Regions from separate parts of the Homo sapiens genome. Here all the other regions are linked to region 3. A link is a loop called in an ENCODE intact Hi-C map of the cell type or tissue named here. Cell type or tissue: heart right ventricle. All regions are shown on one strand. Region 1 overlaps SKOR2 (SKI family transcriptional corepressor 2). Region 2 overlaps KATNAL2 (katanin catalytic subunit A1 like 2). Region 3 has its middle 180 kb from the start of SMAD2.

Region 1 (2,500 bases), 530 kb before region 3:
TAGTAGCATGGCCAGTTGTTCCTGGAAACAACATTATTTCACTGATTCCAGGATGCACTTTATCCCCTCACATTTTAACATTTCTGAAATCAGATGTATTAGAATTACAGTTGAAACCTTTTACTTTATGATTCATCAAATAGTGGTGCCTCTTACAATTGATGGTGCTTCAGATTCCATAAAATGCAACATTGGACTTGCAGACACTTCAGCAAATTCTCCCCAACTTGGAAGCTCAGGATTTTAGAGGCTCAATTTAAACTAGTTAGTTATTCCATGCAAATCTCCTACAATAGGACTTACAAAAGCTTTCTTTTCATCTTGACCAGCTTAGAAATTACCGAGATTGGCATGGAGAAAAAAAATTCAAAGTATTATGTAACTTCTAAATTACCTACTTGGTTATAGTAGATCAAAAGTACTGGAGTTTAAAAAAAAAAAGTGACTTCCTAGTTTGTGCCAAAAGAGTTAACCTGAGCTCACACATTCAGGTCAGTCAACATCTCAAAAAGAGAAAGATGAGAAGAAAAATGCTACATAACTAAGGAACAACTGATTGCACTGTCAAGGTGCACAACAGTAGATCAATAATTGGAAATGGACACACAGTAGCCAAAGTCTGTCTACTGCTAGAGAATTTTAAGGCAGCCTCCACAGAAGTTCAGGCTTGCATTAAGTCTTCTGACTTGCAGGGATCTCCTTTTGATGCATATTTAGACACAGAACCAAAATCTTCTAGTGGCCCAGGGATCTTCTTCTAAAAATATAATGCAAAATAGTAATGGTCCTATCTACCTTTTTTTAAAAAAAAGATGTAAGACATATTTTTACAAACTCTGTAGGTTATACAGTAGAAATCTGGGCAAGTTCCCATCCTAATGAATATTGGAGAACCTCCAAGAAAAGACCATCTTACTGAAGAGCTGTGTCCTTGCCAAAGAACAAGCACTCCTCCAGCAAAGATAACGACCTCTCACTCCTTTCCCTGTGACGATGCACTGCACTCCCATCATCAGGAAGTTGTAAACTGCTGTTTTACAAGTCCACCGTGAACAAAACATTAGTCCTTAATCTATTGATTGAACATTATTTTAATTGAGGCTTTTAATGAAGAACTTTGAGACCAATTCCCCCTAGCTGCGTGTGACTGCAGAATTCTGGAAAAACAGCAGAGGGCACTTAAAGACTAGCACATTTTCCCCATCAACACGCCTTGTGGTAGTGATCTGACAAGTTCAAAGGATGTGAATCTGGGTCTAGCCATTTATCATGTGCTCTGTGTTGCAGCATCACAACGTTCTCCAAGAACTATGACTAAAAAATAAAAAAGCATGTCTTCAACAAATCTACAGTAGTAGCTTATACACAGATGCACTTGCTTATAAAATTATTGCCAAATTCATAATAAAAAAAGGTTATCAAGGCATCATCACAGTCTCAGCTCATGTTGTAAGTTTTTATATTCCAGTCCTTGGAAAAACTTTAATCAAAAAGCTATTCACTGAATAAAAATCTTCAGTCAGCTTCTTCAGCCTAAGGACTGTTAAGTTTTGCTTTTAAAATTGAATAAACTTGTCCTAGAATCATAATTCATTTGTGAATGAGAAATCCTTTACCCTTTATTACACTAAACATTTACATTTTTATAAACATGCTAAATTAAAAAACTTTTGTATTGGTTCATAGGGATAGAAAAATATTTCTTTGTTTTGCATAACTAAATGTGGCTTAGTAATACAAATGCTATAAGCACTTAAAAACCCAGGGCAGGGGTGGGGGACTTTAACACAAACCACGTTAAATACTAAAATACCCAAATTTTGAGCTATTTTTTAAAAAGGTAGCTTATACCATGTATAAATGTTAACTAATTCCTCACTGTTTTAAATCTCACATTGAGATAAGTACACATTCATTTATAAAGACACAAAGAGAGTCAATCATTTGACTCTGTAGTCATCACAACTTTACATTTAACACGGGAAAAAGAAGCAATGGTGCAGAAATGACAGTCAACAGAGAATCTAAAAATGCAGGAGCCAAAGAAATTCATAAGTTTTCTTTCTATGGCAATGATACCCAAGACGCTTTCAATATAAGTTTTTTGAATAGAAACACTTTTTAACAACATAGGATAAATGCATTGTGGGTCTTTGGGAATCATTACAAAATATGATGGTTTTAATATATTTGAATTCTCCTTGACTGCAAGATAGAGTGGGCTTTTATGTCATCTCAAGAAAAAAAAAGCCTGTTTTGTAATATATGCTCTGTAAACTTTAAATATAAAATAATTTGAGTGAACTGTTCTGTTTTCAGGAAGCAAAGCATGCAACCATATTGACTGATGAATAAGATCATCCAACTAAAATATTCAGAAAGCCAGTAATTGTGATATTTTACAATTTCTTGATAATCTTTAGATAGAATTTTCTAAAGACATTTTCCCCCAGGTACTTTGACAGATACATCAGGCTGAATAAGGAATTAGACACATTTC
Region 2 (2,500 bases), 700 kb before region 3:
ATCTGTGATCTTGGACAAGTTACTTATTCTCTTTATGCTTCAGTTCCCTTGTCTGTAGAATGGAGTAATGGGGTATAGCTAAGTATCAGGTAGATGCCATTATTACGAGGATTAAATATGTAACATGCTTAGAATCATGCCTGACAATTACACTTATACTTCTATTATTGATAGGATTTGGGTTTTATTCTCTTAATACCCAACTTGGTTCAGCAAAGGACTTAAAGAAACTGGAATGTGGGCTTGGCCCATTTTACATCATCTTTTGATGGAATCTCAGCTCTATCCAAAGAACCCTGAGTTAAAATACCTCAAGGTGCTTTTCTGAGTGTGTGCAGCACTTGGAGCAGTAGTTATACAGAATATTAATAGGTGTTAAAGAGTTTTGTGGTCAGGTAAGCTTGGCAGATATTGGGTTAAATTAAACTAGGTCCCTCATTTCAGGACTTCTCAGACCATCTGATTTACTATGTGCAATGAGAATATCATACTAAAGTCACAGTATTCAAGGTTTTGCAAATCAATTTGGCCAAAGCTTTTCCAGGGTTTTGTTATTGTGGTTGTTGTTTTGGAGACAGGGTCTCACCTATCATCCAGGCTGGAGTGCAGTTGCCCAATCATGGCTCACTGCAGCCTCAAATTCCTGGGTTCAAGTGATCCTCTCACTTCAACCTCCTGTGTAGCTGAAACTACAGGTGTATGCCACGACACTGTTTGTTTATTTATTTATTTCCTTATTCATTTATTTTTGGTAAAGATGGAATCTCGCTATGTAGACATAGCTGGCCTTGAACTTGTGGTCTCATGCAATCCTCCCACCTCAGCCTCCCAATTAGCTCAACTGCAGGTGCGTGCCGCCATGGCTACTTTTTGTTTCGTTGTTTTGTTTTGTTTTTTGGTAGAGATGAGATTTATCTGTTGCCCAGGCTGGTCTGGGACTCCTGGGCTCAAGCGATCCACCCACCTTGGCTTCCAGAGTGCTGAGATTACTGGCATGAACCACCATGCCTGGCCTAAGGAACTCTTTTTTTTTTCTCAGACCATCTTTAGAGACGAGTTTTCCACAGATAACTTTGAGAATGCTGTCTTCCTAGATAAGTTGACTCTTATAAAACTTAAACTCACCATGCCAGGTCCCAGCACTGTGAACATAGTAACAGAATCTCAGTAAATGTTATTTGCATAGCCATTGAGGAACTTACTAGAATGTAGATGGGTAGAATAATTAGAAACGAAGACAATGCCATTTTCACAAATTATCCCTGATTTTTTATTACAATGTATTTTTTGTTCCAGAAATTGTATCAGAAAGAAGAACTGTAAAAACAAAAAGATAAAAATAAAAGTCAGATGTAGTTGTTAAGGCCAAGTAGTTTGCTGCTTACAAAGCATGCATTTTTCCTTTCTGCCACGAGATGGCTCTTTGTATCGTGAATCAATGAAAGTTCTACTAGAACTGATCATTTTCCGAAACCTGCTGGGAAAGGGACAAATGAGTGGACTGTCAAAACGAAAATGAACTATAGGTATTTTTAAGGACATATGAGTGTCAATAAAAGAGATCTGCCTTAACGAAGTTCTACAAATTCAGCAGAGGATAGATTACTGTGGATTAAAATAAACAATCAGGGAAAGCTTTGTAGAGAGGGTGACGTGAGCTGGACTTAAAAGATGTATAGAATATGAATAGACCGATGTGATGTAAGGCCATTCCTGGCAGAGGCACAGAGGAAGAAGGGGCACAGCCTAAGTGGAACAATTAAGTAAACAAGAAGACCAGAGTTTGAATGTGTGAGTGAGAATTGGTGACAGCAGACAATGGAGGGTCATGGATGCTGGTTCTTCTATTAATAGTCCTCCATATCCATCTTCTCGGGCTTGGGTAATTTTAGTAGCCTCTGCGTCTCTCTCTTGTGTCTTGTTATTATGGCCCAGTATTGCACACTACTCCTAAAGTCCCGTCCTGTCGCTCTGTTGGTTAAGAATCTCTAGCGGCTCCTCCTGCCAACCACATCGAATTCAAACCTCATTCAAGCTCAGCTCACTTGAGACCAGACGTTCGGGACCAGCCTGGGCAGCACAGCAAGACCGCATCTCTACAAAAAATAAAATAAAATAAATAGCTGGGCGTGGTGGTGCACGCCTGTAGTCCAAGCTACTTGAAAGGCTGAGGTGGGAGGATTGTTTGAGCCCAGGAGTTCCAGGCTGCAGTGAGCCAAGATTGTGCCACTCCAGCTTAGGTGACAGAACAAGGCCCTGTCTCTAAAAAGAAAAAAAAAAAAGGTTAAAAAAAGTTTGTAAAAACAGAGGAAATGTTAGTCATTTTCTCTGAGGGGCAGAATTTTCTTTTGATTTACCAGTATTTTCTAGTTTTTTCTTAAGTGAATATGTATTACTCCATACTAAAGTTATTAATAAAAAACTGATTTAGTTTTTCTCTCTGTAAAATGAGGATTAAGACATAGTATAGAAGCATGGTGAGACATGAAAAAGTATAGAA
Region 3 (2,500 bases):
TTAATGAGCTGTAAACAAACACTTGAATGCACCGGGGCAGTGGTTTTCCAAGAAGCCTTTTGAACCGTGAACCAAGGCCGGGCAGTACAAACCACACCCTCTGGTTTGCTGTGGGCGCATTTGTGCCTCTAGTTTTTCTCACATGGGTTCCCCAGGACTGGTGAAGTGAGAAGAGTCCCCCGCCTCCTGGAGGCAAAGCAAGTAACAATTAACTCGCCATAAAGGGGAGTGCACTGAATAAACCCCAAATCTCTCCCCTCTGCCTCCCGCCCCAAGTGTAGCCACTTCTCTGGGTCAAGCGCTCCAGAAGGTTCACCCGCACGGGAGGTGGCAGAATCCAGGAGCACCGTAGGTATCCGACCCCCTCCTGGCAGGGCTTAGATGGATAGAGCTGGGAAAAGTTTGAAGCCTGTGTTCCTGTGAGAGGGGAGGCTTGGGCCCACCCACATGGCACTGCATGGCCAGGGTGACGCTGGAGGTTCCCGAGGGGCCTGAAGACTTAGAAGGTCCCAAAGATGACAGTGGTAGAGACTCCGTGCCGGACCCCACAATCTGGTTTGTGTCAGCCCTGGGAGTGTCATGCAAGACCCCTCACCGCGGGTCTCAGTTTCCCCATCCATCCTGCTTCCGTCGCAGCGGTATTAGAAGGATCCGGGGACACACGCTTGGGAAAAGTCTAACGGTGTCACAGATGTCAGAGGGAACCCTCTGGCCTCCAGGATCACAGATCTGTCCTCCCCACGAGCCAAGGCCCAGGAGTTCCTCTGCAGTCCGCCTGAACGTTAACACGCAGGGAAAACTTCAGGGAAAACATACAGCTGATAAAAATTTAATGCTATATGTAACAAAGGAGAATGAATATTTAATCCGTGCTTTTATGCGAAACCACATAACCAGGCAGCCCCACGCGGCGCCCCTCCCCTCGCCCGCGCCCGGCAGCGAAGCAGTTAAGCGGCTGGCAACAAGCAGCTCCTAATAAACACTCGGCTAATTCTGTAGGAAAAGCACTAATTAGAAAAGCAATAATAATCGGTGTAATTGCTCTAAATTACCCTCCTAACAGAGAACGGCGCTCGGAGCCGGGAACGCAGCTGCCGCCGCCCAGCCCTGAGCCCCGCGCTTCGCGCCCGCGGCCCTGAGCTCTGCTGACCCCTGGCGGCCGCCGCGCGCCGCGCCGTCTGGACTGCGAAGGGCAGCCGCGCGAAACCCGACGCTCTGGCGCCCCCTGGTGTCCGCGATGCCGCACTGACCCGCGGACGGACGGGAGGCCTACGGATCCAGGATGGCTCCTTCGACTCTCCCCACGCCCCCCGCCCTCTGCTTCTCCCCAGGGCTGCTAAGGAACCAACATCACACTGGCTGGCCCACGCAGGACAGGACAGGGCCAAAACAGTAATGGGATGCGCGAACCTCTAAAGGGTTACTGGAATTCGGGATGCTGTGGATTTAGGGGATTGCTTTGGGCATGGGGTTGATGGAGGGAAGGAGGGCCCTCCTTAAGTGTAGGAGGTCAAGATTTTAGGGATGACATGTTCAGGGGAGAGGGCCAGGACAGGCTGGGCAGGGCTGCTTTTGAGAGGCCTGAAATTAACAAGGACGCTACGCCTTTCTGGTGGATTTGCGGACCACTGATAGGGTCGTTAACAAGAGCCTCCCATACCTGCTACTGGGATGGCCGCTACTGGGCTCGGCCGCAGTTTTCAGGGTAAGTTTGGGCCCTCAGCCTGTGTGTGTCTCAGCCCTCCTCAGACCAAACCACAGTCATTGACTTGGTCTCCCTGCTCAGTTGTCAGTCTGACACAGATACACACATATACACACACATGCACACACACATATACACACATACACACATATACACACATATACATAAACATACATATACATGCTTATACATACATATACATACACACATTTATACAAATATACATACACACACATATACATACACACATTTATACAAATATACATACACACACATACACATACATACACACATACACATATACATACACACACTTATACATACATACACACGTTTATACACACATACACATATATACATACACTTATAAACCCATATACATACACACATTTATATACACATATGCATATACATACACACATTTATACACATATGCATATACATACATTTATACACACATATTCATACACTTATACACACATGCATATACATGCATACACATACATATACACACATACACACAGATATAAACACATATACACATGTATACAAAGATATGCACACACATACACCCATATACACATACACACATATACACATATACATACACACATGCACACGTATACACATGCACACATCTCATATATATGCATACATATACATGTACACATACATATAGACATACACACATGTACATACACACACACACACACACCACACTGGGAGCTGCTGAGGGGCAGGCCCCTCTTGGTGCCTGACGCCTGGAGTAGCCACTCACTAAATGCTGGATGAATC

Evidence for each region. Hi-C counts contacts between places; a loop is a spot of excess contacts. Peaks named below come from ENCODE experiments on the same cell type or tissue, not always from the same donor. Only the 100,000 strongest peaks of a DNase experiment are listed, where the experiment ranks them.
Region 1: it touches region 3 in a loop (25-fold over the local background); 83 of 110 quality-filtered maps call a loop at or near these places.
Region 2: a loop joins it to region 3, with 6 times the contacts of the local background. A loop is called at or near these places in 38 of 110 quality-filtered maps.

What each region holds. Positions count from the first base shown.
Region 1 is chr18:47,214,565-47,217,064 of GRCh38, forward strand. All of the region lies in intron 7 of SKOR2 (SKI family transcriptional corepressor 2), which reads right to left. Among named protein-coding and RNA genes, the nearest start is that of SKOR2, 36 kb to the right of the region's middle. In heart right ventricle, a CTCF peak has its summit at 1,166 (motif pointing right); no DNase peak of the experiment used is centred here; H3K27me3 peaks cover 1,120 bases.
Region 2 is chr18:47,049,163-47,051,662 of GRCh38, forward strand. All of the region lies in intron 4 of KATNAL2 (katanin catalytic subunit A1 like 2), which reads left to right. Among named protein-coding and RNA genes, the nearest start is that of ELOA2, 15 kb to the left of the region's middle. In heart right ventricle, a CTCF peak has its summit at 1,411 (motif pointing right); no DNase peak of the experiment used is centred here.
Region 3 is chr18:47,748,129-47,750,628 of GRCh38, forward strand. No RefSeq gene overlaps it. Among named protein-coding and RNA genes, the nearest start is that of SMAD2, 180 kb to the right of the region's middle. RefSeq lists a silencer at 1,059-1,238. In heart right ventricle, no CTCF peak of the experiment used is centred here; a DNase peak (open chromatin) is centred at 1,173; H3K4me3 peaks cover 482 bases; H3K27me3 peaks cover 1,022 bases.